Regions from separate parts of the Homo sapiens genome. Here regions 2 and 3 are each linked to region 1. A link is a loop called in an ENCODE intact Hi-C map of the cell type or tissue named here. Cell type or tissue: IMR-90. All regions are shown on one strand. Each heading gives the region's core, and the rest is flanking DNA. Links, peaks and the distances in the headings are about the cores only.

Region 1 (6,399 bases), core at 1-2,500:
CCTCTCCGCTCTCCCCAGCAGGGTGAGAGTTGCTGAAGGGGAGGAGGAGTGAGATGGGGTGAAGTGAGTTGGGGGACATTGGAGAGACACTAAAGCTAGGTGCCCGGGACAGGAAAAGTGGGAGGAGAAGGAGGAAGAGGGGAGGAGGGGGAGAAGGGGGAGGAGGAGGAAGAGGAGGAGGAGGAGGAGGAGGAGGAGGAGGCGGCCGTAAGATGAGAGAGGAGGGAAACGTGTCACCAGCCCGGCTGTGGGAGCTCCGCGGCCGAAGCGTTTGTTGACTCGCGCTGGAGAGGAACCGAGGCTGGACGGGACCCCATCTGAGGGCAGAGCTGGGGGAGGAGGGAGGGACGGAGGGAGGGAGAGCTGGGCAGAGCGCGACGGGGAGAACCATCCAGGTCGCTCATTTCTCTCCGGTGAGAAAACTTCCTCGGGAAGACCGGAAACTTTTTCCTAGGCGCGCGGAGTCTGGGGCGGAGGCGAGCGGCGGGTGTGCGCGACTCGGGGTGATTCACGCCGGGGACCCCAAGGAGGTGAGTGGTGGGTGGGGGGCGTCTCTGGGAGGGGCCGGAGTCATAGGCTCAGCAACCGCGCAGGATTGAGCGAAAATTACCGCGCGCTAATCTGACGGGGCGCGGCGTGGCGGGGGTAGGAGCTAGGGAAAAGTGTCACGTTTGGGGGGGCAACCAGGTGGGAACTCCTGCATGGTTAAGGATCCTCCGATCGGACGCTGCAGGCAGGCGTAGGGGATCTTACTCGAGACCACCATGGTGGGGAGGTGGGCAGGCCACGCTCCCGGTCTGCTCTTTAGGGTGGTTGAAGTACCGCCGTGAGGTGGGATGCGGATGCTGGTGATCATGGGACCTAGGCTGAGCCGGGAGGTCGAAAAAGAAAGTCGGCTTGTTTGACTCTCTCGTTCTCCCTCTGGGGGGCAAATCTAAAGAGCTGACCCCGCTTAAGCACGGGAGATTTCGCGCCTGCAGCAGCCTTTTCCCGGCGGTCCCCCTTTTTCTGGAGGGAGGCGTGGGAGAGAAGGGCAGGGCAGGGAGCCACTTTGTCCCGTGCGCTGCTGCACGCGCGCGCTCTGCGGACTAGGGTGGGCCAGGGCCCAGCCAGTGGGGATCCCGCCGGGACGGGCTGTGAGCAAGCCCTGGGACGGCCCGGCTGCGGACCCCGCGCTGGGAGTCCGCAGTATCCCCCTTCCGTTTTATTTCTCCCGCCTGCCTTCCTTTCGGCGAGGCTTTCCTCTGCGCGCTTACTGTGCGCGCATGCCGGGCTCGCTGCACGCAGGGGGCGCTCTAGGGGCCCCGCCCGGGCAGCTGGGACCCTGCCTGCCCAACCCTCCGGCCCATTTTCCTTGAGGCCGCCGCCCGGGGTGGGACCAGGCTGTGTGCTTGCTAACTGTGCTTCAGGAATCCGCTCTGGGATGCCTTCCTGTCTGGCAAAAGGGGTTACCCCCAGTTCTACCCAGTCCCTGTCCTCGGTCACATGCTGCCGCCGCCTCTTCCCCCGCGGTGCCGGGAGCCCGCGTTTTGTTTGTCAGCAGTTAGGCGGTGAGTATTTATAGACGCCACGGCAGTCCTGCGGTGCGCAAGGTTTCAATTACTGCGATGCGCCCCACAAGACGAAAGGTTCACGCGCTGCGTCTGAGCTGCACGTCTGCCCCGGAGACCCGCGTGGAAAAAGCTCTGGGCTGGAATCTCCGGGCTTCCCTGCTTGGGCAGAATTCTGGACCTGTTGCCCAGACGACACGTGCACATTCAGATGACCCATGCTAAGGACCAAAGGGATGCCACCGGCCCAATGTACTGCCTTCATCCCCCACCATCCTCAAGGGACCCTTGCTGATCAAGCCCGGGAGACTACCCTTTTTGACCTCTCTTTGGTGATCCTGACCACCGTAGAAATTTGCAGTCATGACATTTCATTGCCCTACATACTGCAAAATGTCAAAGTGCTGAGCTGTGGTAAATTGCTCTGGGGTGGAAGGCGCTGTTACTGACAACACGAAGCAGCTAGCGGGTCAGGAGGGGAAATGGAGCTTGCAGAAACTAATTTAGCCACATTTAAAATTTAGCCCCTGGTAAGGTTCCCAGTATGACTGACGAAGGTGCAGGGCTCCTGTCTGTGGAACCTGGCTGGTTAGTCTTCTCTGGTTGCAGCCCTAGAATCAGGATCAAGGGTGCTGTTTAGAGCGGTTTCTGTAGCATGTAGCCTTTCAGATAAGGGAAGTGATGCTTGGTCAATCCACAAAGTTGTCTTCAGTTTTTCCAACTGCAACCATTGTTCTTTGAGTATGTTACTGATGCTTCTAACAACTGGAACCACTAATATGTAAAAGAAGAAAGGCACTAGAAATAAGAAAGTCTAACTAGCTTATTTCTCAAAGGCTTAGTTTAGACTACTTTGTTTCTCAAGGGTGGGACCTCATTTCTTTCAGGTCCAGAGGGCCATGGATATATATTTATTTCTGTGGGTGAAATTTCAATAATGTTCTGTCTTAGAACATTACAAATATGTGCCACTTGTTTTAAAAAGGGGAAAGGTGCAAATGCCTCTTGAGGTCTTAATGATGTCTTAAACTTTGCACTGAGAGACTTTGATAATATTATATACTCCTCATGCAAACAATGATATAGGTACTATTATATCCCTATCATATAGATGAGCCCACTGAGGCTTGGAGAATTTAAGTAATTTGTCTAAAGCCATACACACAGGGATGGAGCTGAGAATGGATTACAGATTTGTTACTCCAGACTCATAGTCTGGACATGTCTTTCCCTTCAATTCTCCATTGTTGATTAGCTCACGTTATAGTTGATTAGATGGATGGCTTTTTATTTATTTTCAAAATTTCACAGAATGTTACAAATTGGCTCAGTTATTGGGGAAAAAAGCCCTAATCTTGTCTTTAGAAAACTGTTATATTGGTTATCTGAAAATCTCTTGCTGATAGTCCAGACCTAAATCATAATCCTCACTTTGCTCCTTGACTTAATGTATCTTCAGCATTAAAGCCATTTATCTGTAGAAAATTGAATTCAGTAAGGACTTTGTGGATTACTTAATTTTTTCAGATTTCTCCATACTAATGATTTGTAGGTATGCATGTGTCTGTTTTCCTGTGGCTGTTCCTTTTGTACAAGGTAAAATATGCTGAAATCTCTCTTAAATTGCAGCCTTTTTCCTTTTCATTCTTTTTGCAGAGCTAGACCCAATACAGAATTGATTTGAAAAACAGTGTGTGAGTTCCTCTGAAAGATCCTTACAATGTCTAATGTTCATCATTAAAGGTTTGTTCTCAAGAGTTGCCTCTCTGTATGTAAAATGTAAATACATGTTAAAGGCAATGCTTGTAGAAATGACCCTTTGTTAACAAGTCAGTGTGAATTAATATTTTAGTTGCTGAAATATAGGAATAAAATATTTTGTGGATTTTGTACAGAATATTATGGGGTTTGGAATTGGGGAACAAAGAGAGCGGTACCCTGATAAGCAGAAAGCACTGTTTTACAAGAGAAGATTTCACATGGAGCCAAGGAGGGGGATGGATGGCAGTGATGGGGCATCAGAGGTGAATTTGAGTTAATTCACATTTTTGTCAGTACCTGGGGATCCAAGATTTACTTTGAAACTTGTACAGTTAAAACAAATGAGCTGACTTATTTATTGGGCAACTTCTGTGAGTCAGGTATAGCTATGGTAATGGTATTTGCGCCTCCCAACAACTCAGGTAGGAAGGTATTATTTTCTCTATTTTCAGATGAGAAAACAGAGGCTCAGAGAGGGTTGTTAATTTCCCAGTGTCACACAGCCATGAACTCAAGCGTCTTGCTCTTTTCAGTACATTTTGATATCTACCCTTGAAGGCCTTCCATGGAGAACCCAGGGTCCCAAGTTCTCAAGAAAATCCTAGTGGTTCACATGGAAGTTTCTGGATCAGAAGTCAAGGCCAGAGCTATTCAGGGACTCTAAAATGAGGAGACAGGAGGTGGGTGAACAATGAAGCCTGAAGGGATAGTCTGGATAATTCTGACAGTAGTGATGCCACAGAAGAAGGAAAGTCAGGCGCTGTGGATATTGTGAATATAGAGAATTACTAGCATTGGCCTGGGCGAGGATGGCTGTCGCATTGCAGAACACACTAGATGAGGTTCCCAGAAGGGAAGAGTGGTGAAGTGTCTCCACCTCCCTCCCGATGCCTTCTGCTGCCCGGTGTTGGCTTTATAGTCAATATAAATTAGGGAGCCTGTGGGACCTGTTTGCATTTTAATTAGACTTGGCCCTTTGAGGTTCCAGTCACTCAGTCTCCCTCTTTAAATATTCTTTTTTTATGCTTTGCCAGTTTATGGCCTTTGTAGATTAATCCTCGGATTTCATGTACGGGAGAGAGAAAGAGAGAAAAAAAGCAAAGGTTAGTGATTACCTAAATTGGATTAAGTTCTGTCTAGCAGCATTTAAAGAAATGCCTCTTGCTCCCTAATTACCATCAACTAAGAATTTAAACGGTCTATTAAATTTAAGCTGACTTTTTTAAAAAACTCCCTGAAATTTCCAGCTGTAACATATTCTGAGATTTTAGAGGTTTTTATATATTCTTCAAATGTGTAGAGGACATTCTCTGCTTTCCCCCCCTTTTAAAAAATATTGCATTTCTGGAGCAGGATAATAAATGACATCACTATATACTAACTTCGTTAAAAAGCAGAAGCTCACAGCTAGGCTCAGCTAGAAGGGTTTGTGGAGAGCAGTAGAAATCCATCTGACCGTGGCCTACGGGAAGACCTTGTAAACATCTACCCCCTCCAAACAACCTGTCATTAATTATTTGTTCAATTTATTTAGCATAGAATTATATGTTACATAAAATTATGTATTTACTCGTGTATTAAACTTGCAAAGCTTTCATTCTTCTTTTTCTCCCCTCAATTTTGAGGTGCGAATATGTTTCCCTCACCCACACATCAATATTCTGGTTTCACTTTAGCTGGTTACCAAATGCCGGCAACACTTCCACTTTACCGTTCTCTCCTTACATTACCTATTACAGAACTTTCTCCAACTTTGCTGGTTCTTTTTGACACAGGATGTGTCCTGTATTTTGTTGATGGCATCTTTGGCAGCAGTTGGGTTTCCAGCAAATACTAGGATTAAGGGACTGCAATGGACTCAGCTGTTTAGGAACTGGAGTATATGTTAGCTTAAGTTGAGCCTGGAAGAATAGCTGAAAGGATTTGTTTTTATCTTTTTCCCAAGGACAGGGGGCAGGGTAGGGGTGGGTGGGGAGGGGGAGAAAAATCTACCATTGGCTCTGATGTGTGTCTGTATCAGACTTAACTAAGCTGCCTCAAACCCTGTCACAACCTGCTTGTGACCTCAGCCACATAAATCCTTGGTGTAAACCCTTTTATGCTGCCATTTAATTCTAAATACTTCTCTGGAACTGGCTCAATATCATTCCCCAGATGTCTTTGAGGAGACCACATCGACTGCTGCCATCATTTTGGAGAACTGTTTCATCATGCTAGCTCCCGGACACCACCACTATGGAAGCAGTATGGCCACTTTCCTTGTAAAACATCTCGCAGGCTGAATTCTTGGGTAAACATGGTACTCTTTTGTGGTGTTTGGGATAATTTTTTTTTAAATTATTCACCAACAGGACAATAGATTCCTTTCAGGCCTCAAAAAAGCTCCCCACCAGCCGGGCGCGGTGGCTCACATCTGTAATCCCAGCACTTTGGGAGGCCGAGGCGGGTGGATCATGAGGTCAGGAGATCGAGACCATCCTGACCAGCATGGTGAAACCCCATCTCTACTAAAAATACAAAAAATGAGCCGGGCATGGTGGCGTGTGCCTGTAGTCCCAGCTACTCGGGAGGCTGAGGCAGGAGAATTGCTTGAAGCCGGGAGGCAGAGGCTGCAGTGAGCGGAGATCGCGCCACTTCACTCCAGCCTGGGTGACAGAGTGAGACTCCGTCTCAAACAAAAGAAAACCTCCCCACCAAGGTTGGTATCAACTTTTCAGAGAGGCAGGGTTGTTGAATGAGCCCTCATTTTGGTCCTAACGGGCATCATGGAGATAACACAGGTTGAGGAATTGAGATCTGGAATCTGATCTCAGCTCTGCCATAAGCAAGCTGTATGACCATGGTGAGTTGCTCAGTTATTCTGGGCCTCAGTTTCCCTATTTACAAAGTAATGACTTTGGCCTACCACTAAGCTTCCATTCTGTTCTAAAATTCCTTGATGGCCAAGGAAGCATGGTCTAGAGCTGTGCTTCTGAAAGCGCACATGCATCACCTGGAGATCCTGTTAAACCACAGAATCCGATTCAGTAGGTCTGGGCTGGTGCCAGAATGTCTAAGAAGCTCCCAGGCAATGTTGATTCTGTTGATT
Region 2 (6,399 bases), core at 2,656-5,155, 55 kb after region 1:
AGACTTCACTTATAAAACATAAATTCAAAGATAAAAATACTAAGAATCAACTGCAGAGCACCCAACTGCAAGTGGAGGCCTTCAGAGTACAAGGGCCTTAAGAATGCAAGACCCTTTGGGGCTCCAATTCTCTAGAGAGGAGATTTGGGGTTCAGTTTGAGACCCATTAGCAAAGCTGGAAGATGCAGCTGTGGCTCGGTTGTTGGAGCATGAATGGATGGGCACAGCTCCATTGGGTGGATGGCAGTGGTTCCCCAGTGAAGAGAGTCCTGGGGCTTGGCTAACTCAAAAGATCCTTACTCTGATAGTGTGTGCTGAATAAAACATGAGTAGTAGAGAGACTGAGCCTCACTCTCATGTCTTTTATTGGAATTTTGGAGAGGGAGACCCTACTTCTAGCCTCGGTTTATACAGCTATAAGATAAGAGCAAAATCTACAGACTCCTGGGGGCAGGGGGTTATATAAGGATTTTCAAGATGCCTTTGAAAGGTACTTTAGCCTCCTGGAAAATGGAAATGGATCTACTAAATATCATCAAAATGTGTGTGACCAATTGATTTTGACTGTAGGACTGGGGAGAGGAGAGAATGTATAGATGATTCTTAAGACCCCTTCTAACCTCAAGTTTGTGTTTCTCTTATTTTGGTCTAAGCTATAGAATTTCCATGCTGTGTATTGTGACAAATTTTAAAAGAGTATTTTCTTTATCATTTCTCCATAATATAGGAATAATTACTTTTCCTTGAAAATATATAAAAAAGATTTTTTTTCCTAAGGTCTCCTTGAAGGGAGAAGACCTAGAAAGGAGAAGAAAGGAAAATCCAGGCCATGATTTGAGGTTTATTCCATAAGATATGGACAATGTAATTTTCAAATGATTTTCTAATTCAAATGAAGAAAATGGCAACAAACTTAGGGACCCTATAGCACTTATTCTTCTTTAAAATATTCTGTCTTTTATCTTGGCTTCTTAAAAATAAAAAATCTTTATCACTAAAATAGCCAGTATATATATTCAGTAAATATTTATTAGGCACCTACTATGTTCTAGGTACTATACCAGGAGCCAAGGGTACTAACTAAAATGAGATATGGTCCTCACTCCTAAGGACCTAAAATTCTAACAAATGAATGGTTTGAATTAATTTCTGTTAACTCATGCTATCACCTGGACTAGGTTTTCATTTCTGTCCATGCCTCAGTTCCCCCTATCCTCCCCCCATGTAGATAATTATAGTGATAGAACAAAATGATGAAAATTGAATCACAGAGGCGATCTCTATTACCTCTATAGGTGCATCTCAGAAATGTGAAATTAGGGAGGGTTAGGAAAGTTGTTTTAATAGAAGCCTGGAACATCAGTGTTGACACTAGATGTGCTGAGAAGAATGACATTTAGGAGCCCATGCACAGAATGCTAAGGGGACGTTCTGAGAACCTCACCTGGACTAGGTGAAAGGGACCAACCAGGTGGAGACTGCAGGGCACAAATGAGATTTGTGCTAAGAAGCATTCAGGTGGAGTGGTTGCCATCTGAACACACCTCCACAGACCACTCATGTCCAGCTCAGCTGTCACAAGATGTCGATTTGGTGCTGATGTATTTTCTTGCTTTCTGACCCAGAAAGTCTTGCCATGACCCAGCTGGGATTCATGAACTTGGCTGGAAGCTAAAGAACAGGTTAGGGCTTTGTCTTTATTGCCTGTGTGTTTCACAATTCTTTGTGAAGGAATTGCTTTTTTTTTTCCTTTAACAAAGTTGGTGTATTCCTATATGGTGTCACTGTAACTTTGATTTGGTGTTCTATCTGCCATCTTGAAACTACATGGTGGCTGGGTGTGGTGTCTCACACCTGTAATCCCAACACTTTGGGAGGCCGAGGTGGGCAGATCACTTAAGGTCAAAAGTTCGAGACCAGCCTGGCCAACATGGTGAAACCCCGTCTCTACCAAAAAAGTACAAAAATTAGCTGGGCATGGTGGCTGGTGCCTGTAATCCCATCTACACAGGAGGCTGAGGTGGGAGAATTGCGTGAACCTGGGAGACAGAGGTTGCAGTGAGCCAAGATCCCACTACTGCACTCCAGCCTGGGTGACAGATCAAGACTCCATCTCAAAAGAAAGAACTACCTGATGACCAGTTACTTTTTCAAATTAGGTCATATTTTGTAAATCTTAATAGGAGTATGAATTTGGTTAATGTGTATCCATCACAGAAATGGGATAGTACCTTTGATAAAATGTTCTATTAGTACATTTTATAAAGGCCCATTCACTACTGACTCTCAGCCTCCCACTCCTTTTTTGAAGAAGTTGGGCTGAGATAGCAGCTATTACTATTCCTACCACCAGTGCTGATTACTAAGGACATAAAATACTGTGTGTATGTGTTTATAATGATTAATGTGTTTATAATGATTATAATGAAGAATGTTATGGTATTGCTAGTATTATGCCATTTTACATATGAGGAGCTTGGGACTCAGGGAAATTAAATACAAAATCGCACAGCTAGAATGTAGCTGAGCTGGAACTTGAACTGATACCCAAGTTCTTTCCACTCTGCTCCATATGCTTCTTTTATCATTGCAGTAGGATCTAGGGTTTTATAATGGAGAAGGCTAAAGAATGCATTAGGTACTTTGGTAAGATACATATCACCTTTGCAGCTGCCTCTCCCATAATCATAGGCCTGGGTAATCTAATAATATGACATGAGTGTAAAGACACCAGCCCGTCATTGATCTCTGAGCTTCTGTGACTTGCAGAAGTCTTAGGGGGCCAACTATAGCCTTTCAAGGGAAGAAAGGGGTCTGGGTGGGAAGACTTGCTGGAAGGCAGCGAAGTGGAGTGGAAAGAACATGGCTTACAGACCCAGGAAGACCAGGTCTGTCTGCCTTGAGCAGTCTCTTCACTAACCATCAGTAAAGTGAGGACAGTAGCACCAACTTGATAGGATTGAATTAAATGAGATGAAGGATATAAATCTTATGATGTAGACAGGACGCTCAACAATTGTTAGTTGCAGTTGCAAGAGGACTTTACTTTCTCTTTCCACAATTTCCCATGCACACATTCATTGACAGATGCATATTCACTGCTGCTTAAGATTTTGCACGCAGTCTCTTTCATGCTAGTGTGAGAAGCCCTAAATTTATCTTTTTTTTTAAAAAAAAATATGTTATTTCTGCATAGTTTCCCATTGCCTCAATGCTTCCTTTTGTGAGTTTAGATCACTAAGGGCCTCTAGGACACTGGGTGTCAACAATAGCGAATTCATCCCAAGTTTGTGTCATGCCTCTTCCCTCGTCTGAGGGATGAGGGTGGCGGTTGGGTTTGCCTCTTATCTCACTCGTTCTTTTGCTATGGGAAGTCTCACTGTCTTCTCCGGAAGCCTTAACCTTCCAAGAGGAAAAAAGGCTTCTTAAACTCCGAGGCACGGCTAGAACACAAGTGCCTAGAACTCTGTGCCCTTGCCCACTGGAAGTGGAAGAGGGTTCATCACTTACGCTCTGGAGTTGTCCAAATTCTTATGTTCTTTGTTCTCTTTTGGCAGAACCAGCTTCTTGCAAAAGGACTGTTCTTTGTGGAGGAGAAGATCAAGCTGTGTGAAGGCAAGTACAAGACAGCCCTGGTAGACTGGGGCCTCTGTGACTCAGTCTTTGATGTCTGGACGGCTGAGATGCTTCTGTCCAGAAGGGGCAGGCTCCAAGCGAGTGATTCACCCTGTCCGTTTCCTCCCTACCTAGGCAGCAGCACTTTGATTTGAGTCAGCTGCTCACAGCAGTGCAAGTCAGAACTGTGTTTCAGAAAAATGTAGTGGGACGGGGTGGTTTCTTTGGAGACCTTGTTCAGGGTTTTTTTTTGTTTTGTTTTTGTTTTTGTTTTTGTTTTTGTTTTTAATGGGATGCAGGCTGGTGGTCACCTTTGAAGGTATAAGTTATACTGTGAATCCTCCATGCTATTTCCTCTGGTCTGTCCCGAGCTATTTCCTACAGGCCTTTGTAATATTTCTGGGGAGTCATAGAAGAGAGGAGTCCTGTCCATTTGCAGGACATTAGGCTAAGCAGGCACTCACTCAATAGGGTATGATTTGATAGATAAAGGGAAATTTCCTGATCTTAGAGTTTAAAGTCCAACTGACAGGAAAGAAAGGAACTGAATGGAGATAGAAACAGGTTCCAAAGGCAAGAATTAGCCAACCCCATGACTCTACCAAGGGCTACTCTTAGCTCCCACCAAAGTGGGGCTTGATCTTAGCTTGCCACCTCCTTCTTGGGTGACTTTTGGTTAGTTACTAGTTTCTCCAAGTCTCAGCTTTTATCATTTTTGAAGTGATAAATTGGGGTGAGGGGTTGTAGGGAATATAAGGCACATGAGTGGCATAACACCATACCTGGCACACAGGCGAACATACCGGACCCTTTCTTTTTTTTCTGCTCCAGCCTAATGAACCGTAGATCAAACTTACTTCCAGATCCAGACTTATTAGGTGTCATGTCATCATCCTTTTGTTTCTTCCCATTCCCTGGGAAAGACACGAGTGTGTCCAGGAAAGGGGCTCCTAGAAAGACAAAGTAGGAAGGAAAATGAGAAACTGACGCTGGAAAGTTCCAAGGTCTGGCAAACAGTTAATGCTTACCAAGCCTTGGGAAGAATAGAGGTTAGAAATTAACCTTTGCACATTTGAGAGTTGGCTGAACCTGTAGCCATTCTTCCCTTGAATACATCGATGACATTTTTTTTTCAACCTTATAAATACCCAATAACCCAAGACCTTTAGAAAAAAAAATTTAAATTGTGGTTAAACAAAACCCCACACAATATAAAATATACCCTCTTTATAATTTCAGTACTTTACAGTTCAGTAGTGTTAATTATATTTACATTGTTGTGTAACAGATCTCTAGAACTTTATCTTGCAAAACAGAAACTCCACGTCCATTGAACAACTCCCAACATTGCCCCCTTTCCTCAGCCCCCGACAGCCACCATCTTATTTTTTGTTTCCATGCTTTGACTAATCTAGGCGTCTTATAAGTGGAATCATATGGTGTTTGTCCTTTTGAGACTGGCTTAGTTTTATTCAGCATAAGGTCCTCAAATTCATGTTGTAGCATGTGACAGGATTCCCTTCTTATTTTAAGGCTAATATTCCATTTTATGTGTATGCTACATTAGCTTTATCCTCTCATGTGTCAAAGGAAGGGGCTTATTCTTAGGTGACTTGCTTTGACCAAGAATTTAGTGGCTCTTTTGCTTCTTTTTTTGAGACAGAGTCTCACTTCTGTGGCCCAGGCTGGAGTACAGTGGCATGATTTCGTCTCACTGCAACCTCCACCTCCCAGGTTCAAGTGATTCTCATGCCTCAGCCTCTTGAATAGCTGGGATTACAGGCACGTGCCACCACGCCCAGCTAATTTTTGTATATTTAGTAGGCGTTTCACCATGTTGGCCAGGCTGGTCTCGACTCCTGACCTCAAATGATCCACCGCCTTGGCCTCCCAAAGTGCTGGGATTACAGGCATGAGCCACTGTGCCCAGCCCTCTTTTGCATTTTGGAGTCAGGCTAGTACAAAAATGTGGAAGACAACTGCGTGGTAAAGGGAGGGAAAGGAAACATTATCCCTGGCCATATTAATTGTATGTATGTTATCTGGGGAGTTATTACAAGCTCCTGGAAATGTGGAAAAACAGCTCTATGAAAAAGAAACTGAATAAAACCAGAGGTTCAAGTGCCCTTAAAAGGGGAAGTTGAATGTCTCTCACCCAAGTAACCCTCATCATAGATACACTCAGAGTGAAAACTCAGAAATGGGGCTAGACAGGATGAACAAAGTTCATCCAAGATTCTGTCCCCCTGCCCTGGCATGGCCTGAGAGCACCAGGCCTGGCATATTCTCTGAGTCTCTTCTAGTCTTAGAGTTCTGGGTGTTGGGGCCTGTTCTGTACAGTGAATAGGCATGTGGGGAACCTTTAAGGGACTCTGCCATCTTCAACCAGGCATCTCTACTTTTTAATTTTATGTATTAGAACTCCAAGAAAAATTGTGTTTGGATAAAACTTGCTATAAAACAAAGTTTGAAAACAATTAATATGATCCGTCCAGTCACTGAACAAACTCCTCTTTGTCGACATCTCCGCTTAGGTACTTACATGTCTATATATACACACCCCTTCTTTACTGATGCAGAAAAGACAGGTGGCTGTTCATATCCACTTATTGCTGTTTTGTGGGCAGAAGATGCCATGTTAACTTCAACTTTTCCAGAGCCTTAGTGACCTTGAGTCTTAGGAAGTTTCTTATACTTACCTATATACTTCTGGTGACCTAAACTGCTGCGTTACATTAGAGGGCAGATTTATAGGACGGTCACCTAGAACCATCCATCCAACCC
Region 3 (6,399 bases), core at 2,590-5,089, 79 kb after region 1:
AGAGATGCAGAGGCAGAAATGGATTACTCAAATTGGGAACCTGATGCCCCCTCTTCTCACTTTAATGGAGTTGTAATAGTTGAGCTTCAAAGAAAGGAGCGTCCTCCAGTGAGGTTCCTGCCCCTTCCTGGGCCTCTCTACCACAGCAAGAGCCAGGGCCAGCTGGCAGTTTTCACCACCCTGCTCATGTTTTTCTGGAGACACCAGCTTAACCACAGCCACCACAGATCGGAGGGTGCTGGCCCCAGCCTGCTGCCTGCTGGTTCTTCTCCTTCCTCCCTCCCTTCCTCACTCATTCCTCCCAGGAGCTGGAATGGGCCAGAGTTTCAATGACACTGAAGGAAAACAGTCTTCTGCAGCCCCACTCTGAGCTGGGGTGCCATGTTGCTGCGGTCTCCCTGGAGTCCACCTTCCTGCTGGCTCAGCTCACTGAATTTTGGGGGACTGGGGCATCCAGGGAGCTGTCAGGACGTCAGCAGGTTAGCTGGGCCATGGCAGGAACGCTACCATTGTTTGGGCCTAATGCCAGTGTAGAGGAAGAAAAACAGTTTTTCTTCCAACTCTCCTAAGCTCTTAGTTGGAACAGAACCCTGTAACACATTAACAGGAGAAAAACAAACAGCAGCTTATTAAAACTGTATGTTTCATACATACATGGGTCACACCCAGGGAGTCAGTAGTTCTTAAATACATGGCTTTGAATTCCAGCTTATATAGCATCTTCAACAACAAAAAATAAATTTCTAGAGAAGTGATAAGGCAAAGAAAAACAACTTTGAGTCTTCAGGGGTGGCAGCTTGTGGCAAGGGAAATAGATGGCAGATAAGGGCTGGTTAGTGAGGCTTGTTCATGTAGGTTTCTCTGTTGGCATTGCTGGCTGATAAGGGTCTAAAATTGTCTTCAGTGGTTAACCTTTGCTCTCCCTGGTAGAAGTGGGATGGGATACCGTTTGTCTTTATACATCTATATCCTGCCTTTAAGCAAATAGAGGGAGGACAGAGAGCTTCCTGTATCTGCTTCTTAACTGCCTTCAGTTCATAAATCCTTATGCCCAAGAGGCATATTTTGTGGTGGCATATTTTGGTGTCCTATCCCAGGAACAAGAGTCAATTGGGAAGTTTGTTCAGTGAGGACTCACTCTAAGAGGGGATAGCTTTAGCTTTCTAGCTAAAATAAGAATAATGCACACTTTTGCCAAATTATAAAGCAAAGACTCAAGGTTTTATTCTTGTACCTAGGACAGTCCCTGCCTCTAGAGAGTTGTCGCACTAGGGGCGGGGAGGGAAGGATGTGACCCTCTTTTGGTTAATTTTAAATTATCATTTCAGCAAATGTGTACTAAGACCCTGTCCTGGCACACTGGGAGGTGCTATAGCTATATCTGTAAATGAAGCCAACCCATCCCTGCCCTCCAGAGCACACAGCCCAGGGAAGAAGTCACAAACAAGGCAGTGTCTCATCAGTGTACACATGTTCTGAGGGGGAAAGTACAGGGGCCACGGGTCCCAGGGCACAGGGATTTCATCTTGACTAGGGAATCAGGGAAGACTACCTGGAGGAAGTAATGATGTCTGTGATGGGACCTGCAGGATGAATATAAGTTAGCTGAGTAAACAGAGAGGGATGACTATCCCCAGGCCAAGGGGAGGAGCTTGGGAGGGTTTGGAGGACAGGAGGTGAGCAAGAGGAAGGAGCGTTAGAGGAACTGAAAGGGCTTCAGAGTTGCAAGGAAGCTGATGGCAAGGGGAGCTACTGGACACAGACCTCGTCCTGGGTATGGTGCTGGGGGTGCTGGATGCTGGACCATGGAGCAGACACTGCTGTTCCCAGGTTTACAGGGGAAGCAAGTGAGGATTAAGGTAACATGGAGCCAGGATTCCAATGCCTCAAGCTGTGGATACTTTATCAGCTGCCCCACATGCTCTACCGCCACCCCCACCCCCACTGACCGCTGCTAACTTTGAGGAGGTGACTTTATTAGGGGACAGCCCAGGAGGTGTTCCTTAGCCCAAGAGGGATCCTAAGCCAGACATTTCACCCCATGTCTCTGGATACTAAGAAGCTAAAATGGTCACAGCAGTGCCCATCCTGACTGAGGACACTGCTTTCCAGATAAAGAGAGGTCTCTCAGGGCCTCCGTCTACCCCTTAGTAAAAGGTTTATTTTGCCTGTGGGAGGAGAGCATTGAGATCGCTGGCTGAAGTAAAAACTAAGGAGTTGGGTTGGGGGTGATAAACCCCTTTACCTATGGGAGGGCTTTGCCGTGGCTCACTTGGGCCGGAGGATAGGTAGGCGTGGTCGTAGGCAGCGGAGGGTGTGGGGGCCACTCATCCCTTCAGAAGCCACCACTCACGCTGGATTACTGACCAGGGTTTTGGCGCGTAACTCATTCCATCCTCCAAGGTACTGTTGTGCTTTCAGTCTCCAGGTCACCCGCAGGGTAGGTGACCAGAGCCAGAGAAGCGGTTTATTCCCGGGGCTCCGCACTGCACCCACGCGCCCGCGCCTGTGTTTGACTGCACGAGGATTCTCCGGAGGTGTCCCTTCCTGCCAGCCAGGCCTCACCCCTGGGTACGCATAGGTCAGAGGCCCACGATGAGAGTGAGAGAGAACGTGCCGCTCTCTCCAAAGCAGCCACTTTTCTGCAACAGTGGGAGTTGCTGAGGGAGGAGGAAGAGGATAGTGAAACTTTTTTTTAAAAGGCCGACTCCTCAGAGGCTGGCCTTTGCCCCATCTTTCAAGTCCCCGAAGTCTCCAGGCTGTTTCCCTGATGTTTGCAGGGCCCTCCCGAGCACACACTCAGCAGCACGCTCGACTTCTCCCACACAAAGGCCCTGGCCTCCCACAGGCCTCCCTCCATTGTGTCTGCCTGGGGGAGGGCCCTTCTCCTTCAGGATACTGTAGCTTCTCTGCGTGACAAGCCAGCATTCACGGCTTTCAGGTGCCAGCCTGGAGAGGGACACCCACCACGGGCTTGGTGTGCTGGGGTCACAATGGCCTTATTATGGCGGTCGCTCCGGTGGGGCCTGGCCAGGGAGCCTGGGAGATCAAAAGCCTGGGAACCAAGTCCCCAACAAAGGACCCGAGGACGGCCTTATCCAGGCTTTGCATCTCTCTGGGGGTTTGAAAGGAGCTGCTCTTGCTGGCTCCGGTGCAGGGGATGAATGCCAGTGAATGCCAGTGTTCAGCAGGGCTCCTGGTGAGTGAGGAGGGAATAAAGCCTCCCCTTGGCCTCACCCCGTGTGAAAGGGAAGAGGAGGAGGCAGAGGTGGCCTGGAGATGCCAGCTGAAATGGCAGGACCCGGCCCTCTTCCCGCTAAAAGGGCACCACTGCAAGGGAAGGGCTGGTTTGGAGCCCCAGGGGGTACCCACAGGGTAATCAGTCCCTTAGTGGGAGATTCCCTTCCCTGGGTGACAGGGCCCTGCCTTCCCGGGAGCAGAGAAGAAAAAGATTGGGGAGGAGAACAAGAAGCAAGAGTGTCGGTCGCTGTCTGCCAGCCCCGGGCCTGGCGTTCAGTTTTAAGGCCTCCCAAGGGGCCCAGCAGGCCTGACCTCCCAGTGGGGACACAGCTGACGCACTTGTCTGAGGCTTGGCTCTGGAGTCTGGCGGGAACTTAGCAAGGAAACGCTGTCTGCCCGGGGGACTCAACACAGCCTTGCGGTCCCTGTGGTCCTGGCTCTGCCCACACCCAATCTTGGGAATGAAAACATTCCACCCAGAAAGTAGAAGGAAGAGCTGTAGCCTCTCCTGTGAGTCATCAGCAGGGGGAGAGAGGCTGAGGCAGCTGTGGAGAGAGCAGGGCCTTGGAAACCACGAGAGCTGGGGCTCAGCTGTGTGGCCTGGAGCAACTTCTGAGCCACAGAGGGCTGAGCACAGAGGCCCTGTCCTTCCATTCAGGATCAGCAGGAGGAAGAAGCTGCCCTGTCTCAGGTAAGGGCCAGGTAGAGCTGCCTGCTATGTTATGGACGCCCAGCTAAAGGTGGCCTGGCGTCCGTGGAATCACTCCCCGGGGAGGTTGTGTGTACCTCCCCAATCCCTCCCCTGGATCCCAAACCACATCCTTGGCCTTGCCTTGCTGTATTGCCATGTCCTATTTCTCAGCCTCTCCCTTACACTGAGCTTGCTCGTTGAGAGCAGGGATTTTGTATCCCAGGACCTGGCACAGACCTCTCCTGTGAGTGAGTGGTTCAGTCTGTAAGTCAAGCCTAGAGAAGCACAGCCCATCTGAAATAGGCTTTGTGACTTCTCTTCCTTCTCCTCTGAATTTCCAGGGTGCTGTCGTCTCTATCTCTGACCTGACATTTGCCACACTGACCTGTTCTAACAGTTATTTGTGTATGTGGGTCACAAGCTGGGCCTGTGCTGTCAGCTCTGGGTTTGAGTCCTGGTTTCATCACTAACTATGACTGTTGTTATTCCACATCTCAACTTCAGGTTCTTCTGCGAAGTGGTTAGAAGCCATCAGTGGAGCACCTCCTTTTTGGTACAGTACCTAGCATATCATGGATGCTTAGTAAATAGTTCCTCCTAAGAACTCGTGCCCCTGACATGTGAACATACATGCATGGAGGTACACAAGTGTGCTGGGCTCAAGCCCCTGTTGGGGGCCCCACATCAGATTTATGTTTCTTTTCTTCTCTGCAGCTAGTGCAGCATTTTGCATGTACAGGTAGTAGTGTTTGTTGAAGGTGGGGACAGGTGGTGTTGTGGTCTCCTCCTCCAGGGCAGCCCCCCTCTGGCTCCAGCTCTTGGCCTGTGAGCAGCCAGAGTGGCTTCTCTTGTCCATTTGCTGCCTGGGCCCTCCAAGGATCACTGGAGACACCTTTCCCTGGCTCATCCCAGTGGGCTGGGACCTGCGGAAATCATCTGACGAATTCTCATTTCCTACAAAGATGCTGCATGTGTCTGCCAAGCAAGTTGATTTCCTGTTCTCTCGATTTACCCTCTGTCTTCTCTGGTCCCAGCCTTTCTTCCAAGTTTCAGCCATGTTATAAAATCTAACATTAATACTGTATCTTTCCAGATACCCCTTCCCCAAAGAGAGGAGTCTCCCATACTCTTATAAAACATTATCGAGGCCGGGCACAGTGGCTCATGCCTGTAATCCCAGCACTTTGGGAGGCCAAGGCAGGCAGATCATGAGGTCAGGAATTCGAGACCATCCTGGCTAACACGGTGAAACCCTGTCTCTGCTAAAAATACAAAAAATTAGCTGGGTGTGGTGGTGGGCACCTGTAGTCCCAGCTACTCTGGAGGCTGAGGCAGGAGAATGGCGTGAACCCAGTAGGCAGCGCTTGTAGTGAGCCAAGTTCGCGCCACTGCACTCCAGCCTGGGCAACAGAGTGAGACTCCGTCTCAAAAAAAAAAAAAACAAAACAAAAAACAAAACAAAACATCGAAATCTCTAGCAACATTAGAAATAATGTCACTACTGTCTACCTCTTTGACCCTCCCCTTTGCACAAACCCCTCCTGGCAGGTAGGTACCCAGTCTCAGAGGCCCAGACATCTGCATGAAGCAAATGCTCCCTAAACAGGTCTCGTCCTGTCTCCTGCTAGACTGGTTGTAGGGTTCAGGTCCCCACATGGGTTTCCCAACAGCAATCTGAAGTGTGTACTTCTATCAGCAGTGAGAGAGAAATGAATTGTTCTCAAGGGCATTTTTTTTAAGGACAGTTTTTCAATGGGATCCTTGCTGCTCTGAACTCTTCTGGTGCTTCTGTTTTATAGTTATTGATTTTGGAGATCATAAAAGTAATACAGGTATTATAAGAATGTGGGAACATTATAGAAATGTGTAACTTGGAGAGTACGAGCATCCATGCTTCAGAAAGAACCGCTGCCAATGCCTGGTGTATTCTTGGTTGCTCCTTGGCGTTTTGTCTCTTATCTCCAAAGAGGGGCGCCAGTGTCAGCTTCTTGTGTAGCATCTGCTGGGGGGCAGTGTTTGCTATTACTTGACTTCAGTGGGTGGGCTGCTTCAAGGAACATGTCTTCTGAGGGCAGCAGCAGTCACCTGAGACACAGCAGCGTGTAGTGGGGAAAGTCTGGGCACTGCCATCTAGAACCCAAGAGAAACGGGGCTGAGCCTCAGTCTTCCTCATCTGTGCAGTGGGCATACTAAGAACAACTCTGTTTTGGAGGGAGATTGGGACTAAACAGCGAGATCATGGGTGGGAACACACTCTACACTCTAAATTCTATGTAATATCCTTTGATTTTGAAAAATTGTTATTGTCACCACCAAATAGGCCCCTTGGGCTTCTGAGCCAGTAGACTCAAGATTTAGTCCAAAGGTTTAGAATTTCATTCTCTTCATTATTTATACACACACACAACAGTCCGATGACGGGAGCTGCTGTGAGCTTTGCAGATGGATGTAGGCAGGTCTTGCTGTGA

Evidence for each region. Hi-C counts contacts between places; a loop is a spot of excess contacts. Peaks named below come from ENCODE experiments on the same cell type or tissue, not always from the same donor. Only the 100,000 strongest peaks of a DNase experiment are listed, where the experiment ranks them.
Region 2: a loop joins it to region 1, with 4 times the contacts of the local background. A loop is called at or near these places in 13 of 110 quality-filtered maps.
Region 3: a loop joins it to region 1, with 2.9 times the contacts of the local background. A loop is called at or near these places in 16 of 110 quality-filtered maps.

What each region holds. Positions count from the first base shown.
Region 1 is chr11:36,376,175-36,382,573 of GRCh38, forward strand. All of the region lies in intron 1 of PRR5L (proline rich 5 like), which reads left to right. Among named protein-coding and RNA genes, the nearest start is that of PRR5L, 83 kb to the left of the region's middle. RefSeq lists an enhancer at 1,021-1,592 and a silencer at 1,186-1,335. In IMR-90, for the core only: a CTCF peak has its summit at 1,280; no DNase peak of the experiment used is centred there; H3K4me3 peaks cover 2,025 bases; H3K27ac peaks cover 311 bases.
Region 2 is chr11:36,428,296-36,434,694 of GRCh38, forward strand. PRR5L (proline rich 5 like) reads left to right here. Exons shown (of 9, transcript NM_001160167.2): 5 at 3,558-3,615. Among named protein-coding and RNA genes, the nearest start is that of TRAF6, 79 kb to the right of the region's middle. In IMR-90, for the core only: a CTCF peak has its summit at 3,698; a DNase peak (open chromatin) is centred at 3,696; H3K4me3 peaks cover 377 bases; H3K27ac peaks cover 343 bases.
Region 3 is chr11:36,452,248-36,458,646 of GRCh38, forward strand. The region is part of intron 8 of PRR5L (proline rich 5 like); the gene reads left to right. Among named protein-coding and RNA genes, the nearest start is that of TRAF6, 55 kb to the right of the region's middle. RefSeq lists an enhancer at 3,004-3,528. In IMR-90, for the core only: no CTCF peak of the experiment used is centred there; a DNase peak (open chromatin) is centred at 3,714; H3K27ac peaks cover 2,157 bases.